3 separate regions of the Homo sapiens genome follow, and regions 1 and 3 are each linked to region 2. The links are chromatin contacts, found by Hi-C or POLR2A ChIA-PET in ENCODE. All regions are on one chromosome and are shown on one strand. The core of a region is the stretch at or near the end of the contact, and the rest is flanking DNA. Distances in the headings are between cores, read along the strand shown.

Region 1 (4,627 bases), core at 2,030-4,529, 1.6 Mb after region 2:
CCAGCCCCTCTCCACCGCGTCCAGCAGACCCGTCTGCAGTTATTTGCTGTAACAACTGTTTTGAAACAGTATTGAAAAAAAAAAAGCCCACTAGAATTTGCTTCAAGTGAACACTGGGGGAGGAGGAGGCAGAAGTGGGGAGGAAGGAGGAGGGCAGGGAGCTTCCGCACTGCCCTGGAAGGCGCACTCGACGCCTCGGGGCCTTTGCCCACGCGAGCAGCCTCTTTCGGGGACACGAAGGGACCAGCACTTGGGGGATTTGAAGCCAGTGCTCATCCTAGGAATCTGGTGAGGCTGAGCCAGAAGGGTCTAAACCAGCTTGAGGAGATAGGGGCCACGCACCCGCGAGCTACCCTCTGCCCTCCCATGTCCCTGGCAGTGGGCATTTCTCAAATGGTGATTGATGACTGGGGATGGGGGTGGGCAAGCCGAGGGCCCATCATTCAGGCTCCAGGACCCTCGAACAATCTGCCCACGGGGGAGGGGAGGCTGGTTTAGGGGCTCTGAGGGGCCTTTCCAGCGGCTGTCCTTCCAACACACTCTAGAGGAGACCAGGACTCCCAGGGGCTTGGGGCCTCCCGTTCCCCCACAGGGCGGTTAGAGGTGGAGCACCTGCCCTGATGCGAGGAGCTCAGAGCAACTTCTGGGACACCACGGGTGGCCACGGTGTTCTTTTTGTTGCATCCAAGATTTTTCTCGTATACGTATTTTCCTATATTAAAAAATTCAAATGAGGCTTTAAAAATTAACTTGAAAAAGGTTCCTGATCCGGAAACAGGCTCATCGGAGGCAGTGATGGGAACTCGGTTCCTTAGGAGAGTAGGAAATGCGCCGTCTGCGAGGGGCGCCCTGCGTGGACCCGGGGCCTCGGGGCGCGTCCACTTACCCGAGCCAGGAGAGACTGGGCCCCACGGTGTTAGCCCCGCGCTCGGGCTCGCGCGCCGCTTCCAGCTCGCGCCTCCTCCATCCCCGGAGGGCTCCGCGGGTCCCCGGCGACGGGTCCCTGCCCAGGGTCCGGGAACCTTCCCCTCCCCTCCTTTCTCAAGCGCCATTTCTCCGGAGCCGGGCCGGCCGTCCTCGGTGTACGCGGGAAGCGGGCAGCCTCCGCCTGCACCCGCGGGGCCGGGACCCGGAGGCACCCGCTTCCCCGACACACTCGCTGGGGCCGCTGCTCGCTGCTCCAGCCTCCCGAGGCCACGGCAAGAGCCCGGGGGTCGGCGCCACACACCCCCAGCCGGCGACCGCGCCCAGGGACCTAATTCAATCGCCCCCAGCCTAATGAATAGCCGCGCGCTAATCGGATCTCCGCGCGCTTCGGGGATTTACGCTTCCCGGCTCTCCCCCTCGTGCCCCGCGGCCCGCCAGACGTCGCTTCCGAAGGCGCCGGCCTGGGGCCTGGCCAGGGGCTCGGCCGCGGGGGGTCCCGGCCGCCGGAGCCGGGAGACGCCGGAGACGGGAGCCGGGCCCGCGCGACCGCCACTCCCGAGCCAGCCGGGGTGGGCCCCGCGCCTTGTCCTGCGTCCCCGGCCCGGCCCGCGGAGCGCCGGTGCTTACCTGCGAGCCCCGGGCTCTCCGGAGCTCCCCTCCGGGCCGAGCCGCCCGAAGCGGGCGCCGGCGTAGGCCCCGACTCAGGCAGGCGGGAAATCCCGGAGTCCCCGCCCGCGGCCCGCAGCCCCCCACCCCAGGTCGGCGTGGCCTGCGGGGGGGAAGGCCGGCCGGGGCCGGCCGCCCGCTTCCCCTTTCTCTCCAGATTCCTTTGATCCGCGGGCTCTCCGCCGCACCTCGGCTCCCGGGCTGCCCCGGTCGGCCCGCGGGGATCCTGGAAACGGTCCCCAGCTTATCTCCTTTCATCAAGCGGCCTTGGGCCGCCTTGAAACCGCGGAGCCAGTAATTGCTTTTTTCAGGAGGCCCAGTGCGGACTGGACAACAGCCAATCAGCGCCTTGTTTACACTCGGTGATGGACAGTCCACTGGCGGAGTGCCAACCAATCCCAGCGGTCCCGCGGGAGCGGGAGTGGGGGCGGGGAAACAGAGAGACAACAGGCTTTGAGTTTAACTCTTTCGTGTCCCTGCCGGAATGAGACGGTGGAGAATTTCGAATGCGTGTGAATCTGTCAGTTGGCTCCTAGTTTAAATATCCTTTTTTCCCCCAGAGGGGGAGGCAGAGATTCACATGGAGAAAGAGGAGCAAAAATAAATGTATCCATCGCCACTAAGACATCACCTCGACTCCCTGAGAATAAATAGCATTTGGGTGGGAAACCAAATTCTAACAGAAATATTTGTTTGCGGAATATTTTAGAAGTGGTTTGCATCTGATTACGATAAAAATTGTTCAGTGGCTTGCTTTAGTTGGAGTGAGGATTTAGCAGATAGGCAGACAGGGAGCAGCATTGAGAAATACTATACATGGTTTACCACACCATACCCGCTTCCCCCATTACCAAACTGAAAATATTTTCTAAATCTAGGTGTAGATGAAGAAAGGGCAATCCTTGTCTTCTCAATAAATCCCTGATTTTCATTTTAGTAGCTGCTCTGTTGCAAAGTGTGGCAGAGGGAGATAAAATTGAGAGCCAGTAATGTAGACGGCTGGAGACTCAGAACTCACTTCCCAGGGTCTGATCCCCAGGTCATGGGGAGGAGAGAGCCGGACGGGCTATTCAAAGCTTTTGCTGCCCAAGCAGCGGGCGTGCGTGCGTGCATCCGCGAGCTCGGGTCCGGGCAGGCAGCAGCTTCAGAGCGGTAGATGGGCCAGGCAACCTGGGGAGGCCTCTGGGCTTGGAGGTCTGGCCTACCTGCCACCTGCCAGACAGATTCCAGGGAGAAAAAGCAGCTACTTTTAAGGGGTGGTGGTGTTTCTTCCCTTGGCCTTCTGTGCGGCAGAAGCCAAACGTTAGACCTGCTGGATTAAACATATATGTGTGTGTGTGTGTCTGTGTCTGTGTCTACGCCTCCCCCTCCGCCGGGACACGCGCACTCGCTCGCTCCAGCTCCCTCTCCCGCCCTGCGCCACCACATTCCCATTCAGCAGCAATGATCTGCGCAGAGGAGCTGCGCAGTCGCCGGGCTTGAATTAGGCGCCATCGGGCTTGGTAGTAGCCCCGCTGCTTCCTGATTGGCAGTTCCCTGGCCCGGCGCCAGCCTATTGGGAGGCCTGTTTACGCCGAATGAGTGGCACGAGCTCCCGGCCGTGGAGGGCTGCGCGGCCAATCAGCGCGCTGGCTGTTCCGGGCTGAGTGGCACGAGCTTATTAGTATGCAGGGCCCGTGGCTCGCCGCGCCAGGCTGCAGGTTTGAGAGCCGCTCTGGATGGGCTCGCTAGAGTCGTTGTTGTGGAAGCGGTGCATTTACAGTGCAACAGTCAGCACATTGAAAATACCAATAGGAATACAAAACAAAGTCACATTTACTGATTTAATTGTATTGCATTCAGTTGTATCCAGGAAACAGCCTCCAGTAAGTAACTGAAATTGCTTTCATTTTTTTTTTGTTTTTGTATTTTTATTATTATTTTATTTTTTATTCTGGCTTTGGGGTTTTACATTTTTTTTAGCAAAAGAAATTCAGGATTGTGATGTTAAGAAGTATATATCTTCCCTTTTAACAAAATCCGTTAAAATGTTGAGGCTTTTTTTTTTCTTAAAAAATATGGACTATGAGCGATTTTTTTTTCTCTGAAAAATCTTATCGATCGGTTTAAAATTACCCCCGTAATGCATCCTTGCTTTGCTCTGAGCGCTTGTTGTCTCGATCGACACCCAGCATTAAAAACAAATACTCGAAGACAGGACAGGGACCGCCAGGCTGCGTCTGGCGCGAGCCGCGCGGGTGGCACCGGGCGGACAGTAGGCGAAGTCCGGGCGCCGCCAGCGTGCGCCCAGTTCTGGGTGACCCACGAACGAACCCCAACATTCGCTCCCCTACCCTGCTCCCCTCCCCGGAACAGTCCTGGGTTGGCCCTGCCCGGTCGGTCCGCGGCGAGGGGAACTGGCCGGGTCGTGGTACCCACGGCCGCTGCCCTGAGGGGCCTTCCGGGCCGAAGCTAGGGGCCGGGGAGGGGAATGGTCATGGCGAGTTTTTCGGGTCTTCGTTCCCAATTCAGAATTTTTTTTTTCCGGAGAAGTGGGGGTGGAGGAGGGGGACCGAGCAAGGCCGGCGCAGCGGGGCGTTTTCACCGCGCGCGTTCGGGACGGCGCGCGGGGCTCGGGTCACGGCCCGTGTGGCGGGGTCCGCGGGCTGGTTTTCTTCGGGCGCGGGGGTCAGGCGCGACCCCAGTTCTCATGACTCTCCCAGGGAGCGGGTGCGGCTGTTTCGCAGGGAGCGGGTTCTGCGGCGACGGCCGAGCCACTCGCGCCCCAAGGCGCGCCTGGTCCCAGCCCGGCCTGCAGGCCCCACCGCGCCCGCGCTCCCGGAGACGACGCCGGAGGGAGGCAGACGGGCCAGAGTCCTGGTCTCCGGCAGGCGGGCGAGGAGAGAGCGGGTTTTTAGATGCAAAAGCAGGAAACAAAGCAAACTTGTAGAAGCTCCAGATCCTGGAGCGCGCCAGCCACGCCTGGGGCCGCGGCAAGAGGGACCGGCGGCTCCAGGGTCACGCCCTGCCTTCCCGGGAGGGAGCCCTGTGCTCC
Region 2 (3,865 bases), core at 1,366-3,865:
TCCAACAAAAACTGAGGGGGAGGAAGGAGGGATGAAAGGGGCTGGTGGGGTGGGGGTGACATCAGGGACGGGACCAGCCAAAAGGCCACATCCCACCCAGAAATAAAAATCACTATGCCAAGCTCACGCTCACTCTCTCCCCTGCTCTCCTCCTGGACACACCCACCCAGCATTCATCTTTTCTCTTTAAAAAAGCCTTGGTCCGTGTTACTTTCCTTAATGGTGACGGTCAAAAAGTTTGAGGTCACGTCCGTGACCACCACCTTCTCCAGGTTAGTCAGGGAGGGGCTCCAGGACTCTTCCTCCGGGTCCCCCAGGATTCTGGCCACAGGGATCCTGGCGATGAGGGAGGGCCTTCCCCCCTGGGCCCCCATGTCCCGGTACAGGCCCCCCCCAGAGCTGGGGGGGCCTGAGCCATGTCGGACCCGGGTGCCATTGGGATCTAGGGCACCCTGGCCTTTGGCCTCCAGGAAGGCAGCCCTGTGCTTTATCACCCTGGCCGGGAAGGTGTCCACAGCCAGTTTGCCCGTGGCCTCAGCTGAGCTAGGGCTGGTCACACCACACTGCACCAGGTCCGAGTCCTGTCTTCGGGCCAGCTGGATCACACTGTGGCCGGCTGGAAACTTTCCTGCCCCGGAAGGGGTGTCGTCCAGCTTCCTGCCCTTGAGGTACTCTCCGAGGCCGGCGCTGGGTTCGCCTAAGGGCCTCTGTGAGGGGTCCGGGAGCTCCTTCCGGGGCTTGGGGCCTCGCTTCTTCGAGCTGTCCCCCGGTGAGCTGGGCTTGTCATCCACTCTGCTGGTACCCCGCTCTCGTTCCCTCTCACGTTCCCGCTCCCTCTCTCGCTCCCTCTCCCTTTCTCGATCCCGCTCCCGGTCCCTATCCCGGTCTCGGTCCCGGTCCCGAGGGGCCTCTGCGCGGCAGGTGCTGCTGGTGCTGGTGCTGCTCGCTGGCGGGGACAAACCCATGTTTCGAAGGCCCTCCCGGGCCCGGGAAGTGGAGGCCAGGTCCTGGGGCGAGCGGCCAGGGTAGGGGATCCGGATGCCCCTGGCTGAGTCACTTCGAAACTCGTAAGTTTTGGCCTTTGCCTTGGCCTGCGCCTGCAGGAGAGAAGATGGTCTCAAGAGTGGGGCAGGGCCCTGTCCACCCCCACAGGACTCCTCCTCTATCCCTGACCTCCTATCTTTACCCTATGATGCCTGGGAATTTCTACATGGATGCATGGATGGGTGGGTGGGTGGGTGGGTGGATGGCTGGATGAATGGGTGGGATGGCTGTTGGAGCTGAGAGGTAGAAGGATGAGAGAAGAGGTAGAAGATTTGGCTGGAAGTAGTCATTTGCAAAAAGTACACTTTTTGCATTTGATTATTGTGTCCATTTGGGAGGGGGAGCGTAAAGGAATTCTAGTGTGGCCAAGCCCGTCCCCCCAGACACAGTTGGTGCTGCTACTGACTTGGTGACATCTTGTCAGGGAACTCCCTCCTACATTACAAATAGGCAACATGTGTGGACACCCCATTGGCTCACAGCCCTCAGAGCCCCCTTCCCACAAATCACTCCATAACATGGTCCTCCACCATTGGACACTGCCAACCTACTTTGAGGAGGAAGGTTTTGGGCTTGGGTCCACGCTTTTTGGGGCCATAGAGCTCCATCTCTCTTTCCCTGGAGAAAGAAGAAAAGGAGAAAGGGTGCGTGAGTAAAGAAAGCAAGTGGGACTCTAGTCCAGGCTGGAAAGAAGCCACTCTACTTGTTTCTAAGTGAGCGGCTGGGACTTGGAAGGGTCTGTACCTTTCCTCAAAGGCTGCGAGCAAGCGAGCATCCAGGATGTTTTCCTCCGGTTCCCATGTGCTGTACCTAAAGGGAATCAGGAAGAAGTGGGCATCAGTCCCAGGAGCAGGGTGAGAGCAGAGGGGGTGTGTGTGTGTGTAACTTTTCTCATTGCATTGTATTGTATTTCAATGTAAAGGCAAAAAGAGGAAGAAAGAAACCTCCCGAATAACAGTCTGGGGTTGAGAATTGCATATAACCTACTTACTTCTGCGACCATCCCTTCCATTTCACGAGGTATTCCATGCGTCCCTGCGGGTGCAAAGGCGATAATGTGTGTGCATGGGGAGAAACGCATGACGAGGATACAAGAAATGCATGCGAAAATGCATGCACCAGATGAATGCTCGAAACCCCGCCGCAAAAGGCACGCGCCCGCTGCATCACCCCTGCACCTAATGCTGCACAAAGTGCATGCACCGGCATTCATTCCCCACCCCGCCCCCCACCCATGCAATCCGTGCATCGCTGCAAGTCTAAGGAAAGCGCCTGGGCTCAGAGCTGCCGCCGCCGCCGCCGCCACGGCCGCGGCCGCTGCTGGGACCTGGGGGAAGGGAAGCTGGGCTGCAGCAGGGGGAGGGAACCCGGGCCGGGAGGGGAGGGCCCGGCCGCACGGAGGCCCTAGGCCCGGGGGCACCTACTTTCCGTATGCGCCGCTTCAGGAGGGCTTCGGCCGCGAACACCCGCTCCCCCACCGCTGAAAGCTCCATGTTGACTCGCCGCTTCCCCCCTTGGCCGCTTCCAGGAGCAGAAAAGCAGCAGCCAGCGCACGACAGACCATAATACTCTCCCGCTGACGTCAGTTCTCCTCCCCCTCCCGGCGCTCTCGCTCCCTCCCGCGGCCCCCCTCCCGCGCTCCTCCGCTCGGCCCCCTCCCCTCCGCCCAGTGCTTCCTCCCGCCCCACGTGTTGCTAACGACGTTGCTAAAGCCGAGCGGCCGGAGGCCTGCGCCCCCGCACGCTGATTGGACGAGCTCCGAGCCACGCCCCTCTGCCTTTCTCCCCCGCGTTGCTACGTGACCAGCGTTCCAATCGCCAGGGGGCGGAGTCCGAGGCGACTCCAGAGACCGAGCGCGCGAGTGGGAGGGGGCGCCGCCGGAAGTGACGCCAGGGGAAGGCGGGCCCGGCCGCTGTCAGTCTGCGGGGCTGGCGAGGGGGGCAGGCCGCCCTCTGTCCTCGCCGGGGCCCCCCTCCCCCGCCACCAAGTTGTCCCTCCGGCGTTCGGCGTCCCCCACAGCTCTCGCTGGGATCCCCGCGGCGATGTCAGCCCGGCTCCGCCCCTCGGCAGACCCCGGCCCGCCGCCCCACCCCCACCGCCCAGGACTCGCGCGGTCCCCTCCCCCAGCCGCCCGCGCCGCACAATGCACAATGCACAGGTGCTGGGGCGCCGCGGGCCGCGCCCGAACCCCGAGAGCCTGCGGCGCGCCCATCGGCTGGCTTCTCCCCCGGCCCCCGCCCCCCTCCCCCGGAGCCGCACACCCGACCCCCGGTCTCCATGGCAACGTCCCCCCCCCCCCCAAGCCGGGTCCCGCTAACAAATCAATGTGCATGTGTCTCAGGCTCCTGTCGCGCGGCCCTGCCCTCGGCCACCCTCCGGGCCCTGCGAGCCGGGCTGGCTGGAGCGCTCGTCCCCGGCTCCGAAGCCGAACACAGACCTGGTGGAGGCCGGGCTGTTCCCTCCGGAGCCCGGCTGCAGCCCAGGACCCCACAGAGGATGTCGCGCGGCTTCTTCCTGCCCCCCGACCATCCCCGACGCCCGCAGCCACCTGCCCCTGCCCTTAGCCCAAGCTGCCCGCCCCCGCCAGGCTTCGGCCCCGAACCTCGCCTTCCCCTCGCCGCCCCCTGCTCGGGGCCTGGGTGGGCTAAGGGCATCTGGGCGGAGCCGGCAGAGGATGGGGCGAGCGGCTGGGGGTGCGTCTGGCTTTCCCCGAACCCCGGCGCCCGGCCCGCGCACTTCCTGTCCACCGCTCTTCCCAACGTGGGCGGCGGACATCCTGCGAGAAACGCCAGCGCGGGAAGCTGGGGGACGTCGCCGGGTC
Region 3 (3,908 bases), core at 742-3,241, 1.7 Mb before region 2:
CCAGAGCGCTTACCCCTGGTCCCCTGGGGTCTCAGGGACATCGAGGATGAAGGCCAGTGGCTGGGCCATGTCTCTGGCCAATGCCCGCTAGTCTGCAGACCTAGGGTAGCTCAGAGCCTGGGCGCCACCTCCGGAGCCCCCATCTGATGAGACAGGGGCACAGAGCCAGGGGTGGTCTTCAACGCCTGGCAGCTGTCCACACCACCCATTCCTGGGGGAACCACAGGAGGTGCCACTCACAGCCCAGACAGTCCCGCCCACCCCCCTATCACCCCAGGTACATAAATGGTGAGGCACCGAATAAGCCTCATGCCAGAATGGAATGGGGGGCCCCCTCCAGTGTCAGGGGAGGGGAGAGAGGAAGGAAGGGTGTGGGGTCTGCAGTTCCACATCTGTTTCCTCGATGTCGCCAGTCCCTGGGAAATGGGGAAGAGGTAGGGTGCCTGTAGACACAGCCCCTTTCAGGATCTCCATGCCCAGGGTTCTGGCACAGAGACACCTCCTTTTTGGAGAGAAAGGTCAGAGTAGGCTGTAGGCCTTCTCTGCGTCTGCCCTGTGACCTCAAAGAACTTCCTCTAGCAGGAAATTAGCTGCTGGAGCCCTCACCCCCAACCAGCCCCAGGCGGAAGCAGCACAGGGGGCTCCTCCCCCACACACAGAGGTCACTCCATGCCACCGCCGTCAGGGCGCCAAGGTCCTCATGTTCTCAGAAGACCCACTGCCCTGCATTCCATCATCCCAGGGCGGCCGGCTGGGGGTGGCCAGGACCTCAACAGGCCTCCTTTGTCCTGGCTCTGCCGTCACCCGGCACAACTGGAACCAGAGCAGCCTTGTCTGGGGCCCTGGGCTCGGGGCCCGTTCATCTGTGAGAGTGGAGCCAGGACTCAGCTCCCAGCCACCAGCGAGTCCTGCCGGCCTCTGCCCTGGACTCCTCCTGCGCTCACCCTCAGGAACTCAGGGCTCAAAGTCGGCCGGGTTGAAGGGCGCTTTCCTCGGACAGGCAAAGCCCGGGGGCGCCCCGACAGAGCAGCTCCTTGCAGGGGTGCCAGTCACAGGACCGGACGGCGCCCTCCCTCAGTGTCCTGGGTGCCATCTTCGGGCCCAGGCCCCACACCACCCCCTCCCTCCAGCAGGAGCAAAGACGTGGGAAAACCAGCCCAGAGCTGGGTCCGAGGCGGCCCCACCCAGCCTAACACGGGACAGCTGCCGAAAGAGGGGCTGAGGACGCCCCACCCAGTCCCTAGAGCTGGAATCCCTTCCTCCAGACAGGCCCTTCTAAGCTCAGGGAACCCGGGGACTCGGGCACCCAGCGCCCCAGCACTCCGCCCCGAGGCCCAGGCAAGTCCAGCGGAGTTTCCAGGCGCACCATTCCTGAGCTAGGTGGGGAGAGGCTGGGTGGCGCCCGTTTCCAGGAACCCCCACCCCAGCCGGCAGCGAGCTTCCCGGGAGCAGCCGCTACCCAGGGAGAACCGCAACCTGGCCCCAGAGCCCAGAGCGGCTGCAACTCTGGGGCCACCGAACCCGTCCAGCCGGCCTCCCTGTCCCCCGCCCCTTCCCATCCCGGCCACACCCCCTCCCCTCCCCTCCCCGTGCCCTGGCGCTCGGCTGGGGGACCTGGGTGGGGGCTGCGGATTTTGCTCCCCGCACTGTCCTCCCCGCCCCTGCCGCTCCCAGCTCTGTCCGAGCCGGAGGGTCAAGCCCTGGGAGCTCCAGGAGCACCCGGGGAGGGAACTCGGCTGCCAAATGGCCCCAGAGGCCGAAAGGAATTCAGGGGGGATTGCCGCTGTCCCCGCATAGGAGAAGCAGCTGGGGCTGGCGGGACCCGGGACCGGGATCGCGGCCGCTCACCTGGGAGGCGCCGGGGAGGAGGGGCCGCGCGCGCAGCCAGGGCTCACCTGTGCCCCGCAAGAGCCGCCGGGAACTGAGGTCTCGGCTCTCCTTGCCAAGGGAGTGGCAAAGGGCCCCAGGGGCGACTGGGCCAGTCGCAGGTCTGCCGGGGCCGGGGGAGTAGCCGCACCTCCCGGCCCACGTGGGCGGGGGGGGGGGGGGCGGGCCTCGGCTATCACGTGACCCGGCCCGGCCCGCGGCGCCCCCGCCCTCCTCCGGGCGCCCCGCGGCGACTATGCCTTCCTCCCCTGCCAACTTCCGACCCCTCCTCCTGAGGTCTGAGCTGGGCTGGATTCATTCCAGCCCCTGGTTGAAGTCCCCAATTTTTCTGACGCTCAGTTTCCCCAAGTTCCAAAAAGGGGCAATATTTCCAGACTCATCTGCTTCCCATGGTTAGGGATCGTCCAAGTAAGATGCCGCCGAAAGCCCCAGGGACACAGAGTATCTCACTCCAGATTGGGCAGCGCCCCCCCCCCCGCCGCCCCCGCAAGCCTCCTGCTGACTCTCCCCGACCCCGGCGGGGGGAGCCTGGTTATCTCCCACTCCTGACACCTGGGCGGGGTTCATTGTTTATCTAGCAAGAGTTCTGGCTCACTTCCTGTGTGCTGTGTGGAGAGGAGGGGATGAAAAGGAGGACACGCTGACACTTAGGTGACTGTCCCCAGGTGCTGTACCCGTTGCCCTGTTTTCTGTTATTCCCCATGAGCCAGGAAGGTATGCACTGATATTCCCATTTCACAGATGAGGAAACTGAGGCTGAGAGAAGTTAATCACCCTTTAGGGTGCCCCCAGCCAAAGCAGGAGACTTAGTGGTCCACCTGGGAACTCTATGGAGGAAACTGCCTTTGAGATTGTACCCCCCACCCCAAGCCCATTTGGAAGGGAGGGTCATTCCTGGCGGGGAGAAGCCATGAAGCAGGCAGGGTGAATGTGAGCTGGGGCCCAGGAGGGCAGGAGAGGGCACTGCTGCAGGGGAGAGCAGGCAAGCAAAAGCGAGGACCAGGCAGGGGTCAAGGCTGGGGCCTTTTGGAGCTGCCAGTGTGGTCCTCAGATGGCTACCCCAAGCTGGTTCTTGGCAAGTGGCACCCTGGCATGGAGACCCAGCCCCTGCCTCTCCTCCCACTGCTTCCCCCTCCCTGCATACCCACACTGAATTTGCATGAATGCCACCTCCTCTGGGGAGCCTCCCCAGATTGAACCCTGGTGGAGCACCTACCACTTCCTATTGACATGTACATCTGTGGTTCTGTGCCCCCTCCTACCCCAGCCCACTGTGTGCCCAGCACCAGCACATAGCTTGCGCCTGACACACAGAAAGGACTCTGGAAACCAGGAAGGAGGTGGGCAGAGAGGCAGAAAAGCTATGAACATTCAGACCTGAGATGACTGGGCCCTATAGCAGGTAGAGAGGGAGCAGAGAGGAAGGGCTGCGGGCTTCCCAGGGGCCCAAGGACAGAGAATTGGCAAAGATATGTCTTAAACATCTAGCCTGGGAGAGCATGAATGGAGCCAATTCCTGAGCACTTACTACCGGCCAGGTGCTAGGCCTGGGTCTTGGCACAACCATAACGCCAATGACAGGGGCTGGAAGTACAGCAGTAACACCAAGAGTATCTGGAAACCCAGCAGCCAGGTTCTGGGGAGCCCACCATCCTGTCATTATCACACCCTCCAGGGTGAGGCCGGCAGATAAAGAGTTTGGCCCCTGTGCCCCCACCGTTCCCATCCCCACCCATGTCAGGCTCCCAGCTCAGGCCTCGAGGTCAAGTCCTGCCTATCCAGGCTGGAAGGAGTTGAACAGAGAGGGCCTCAGCTGCAGGCTGGACATCCCTGGAGGCAGCCAGGCGGCAGACCCGGACCAGTGGACCCTAGGGCTGCAGGAGACCAGGCCCTGACTCCTGTGCAGAGGGGAAGGGTGGGCCACCCGCAGCCCAGCATGCACAGAGCTCCCTGGGAGGCCAAGTGGCCTACGCCTGTCACCTTCACCTCTGCATCTCAGGGGCCCACAGGAAGTGCCTGCT

Evidence for each region. A loop is a pair of places that touch in the nucleus more often than their neighbours do. ChIA-PET counts read pairs that join two places held with the same protein, here RNA polymerase II (POLR2A). Pooled maps may share reads with other maps.
Region 1: a map of B cell shows a loop between it and region 2 (17-fold over the local background). The contact joins the promoter of BAHCC1 here to the promoter of CBX8 in region 2. A Hi-C loop is called at or near these places in 3 of 168 maps with a recorded cell type or tissue (B cell, CD4-positive, alpha-beta T cell and natural killer cell), 10 of 37 single-sample maps with no recorded cell type and 4 of 50 pooled maps.
Region 3: a pooled map shows a loop between it and region 2 (6-fold over the local background). The contact joins the promoter of TMC6 here to the promoter of CBX8 in region 2. A Hi-C loop is called at or near these places in 2 of 168 maps with a recorded cell type or tissue (CD8-positive, alpha-beta T cell and natural killer cell) and 5 of 50 pooled maps. POLR2A ChIA-PET finds 5 or more read pairs at or near these places in 1 of 52 experiments (activated B cell).

The regions. Positions count from the first base shown.
Region 1 is chr17:81,392,178-81,396,804 of GRCh38, forward strand. It overlaps BAHCC1 (BAH domain and coiled-coil containing 1), which reads left to right and starts at 3,280. Exons shown (of 28, transcript NM_001377448.1): 1 at 3,280-3,458. RefSeq lists enhancers at 1,377-1,934, 4,018-4,626, 4,627 and a silencer at 1,723-1,992.
Region 2 is chr17:79,794,462-79,798,326 of GRCh38, forward strand. It overlaps CBX8 (chromobox 8), which reads right to left and starts at 2,616. Exons shown (of 5, transcript NM_020649.3): 1 at 2,469-2,616; 2 at 2,036-2,079; 3 at 1,789-1,854; 4 at 1,596-1,662; 5 at 1-1,097. The coding sequence starts at 2,537. The coding sequence ends at 174. RefSeq lists enhancers at 661-1,401, 2,649-2,943 and silencers at 2,315-2,694, 2,855-3,064, 3,095-3,254.
Region 3 is chr17:78,126,764-78,130,671 of GRCh38, forward strand. TMC6 (transmembrane channel like 6) reads right to left here and starts at 1,992. Exons shown (of 20, transcript NM_001127198.5): 1 at 1,849-1,992; 2 at 14-143. The coding sequence starts at 69. RefSeq lists silencers at 106-155, 206-285, 1,556-2,085 and an enhancer at 626-875.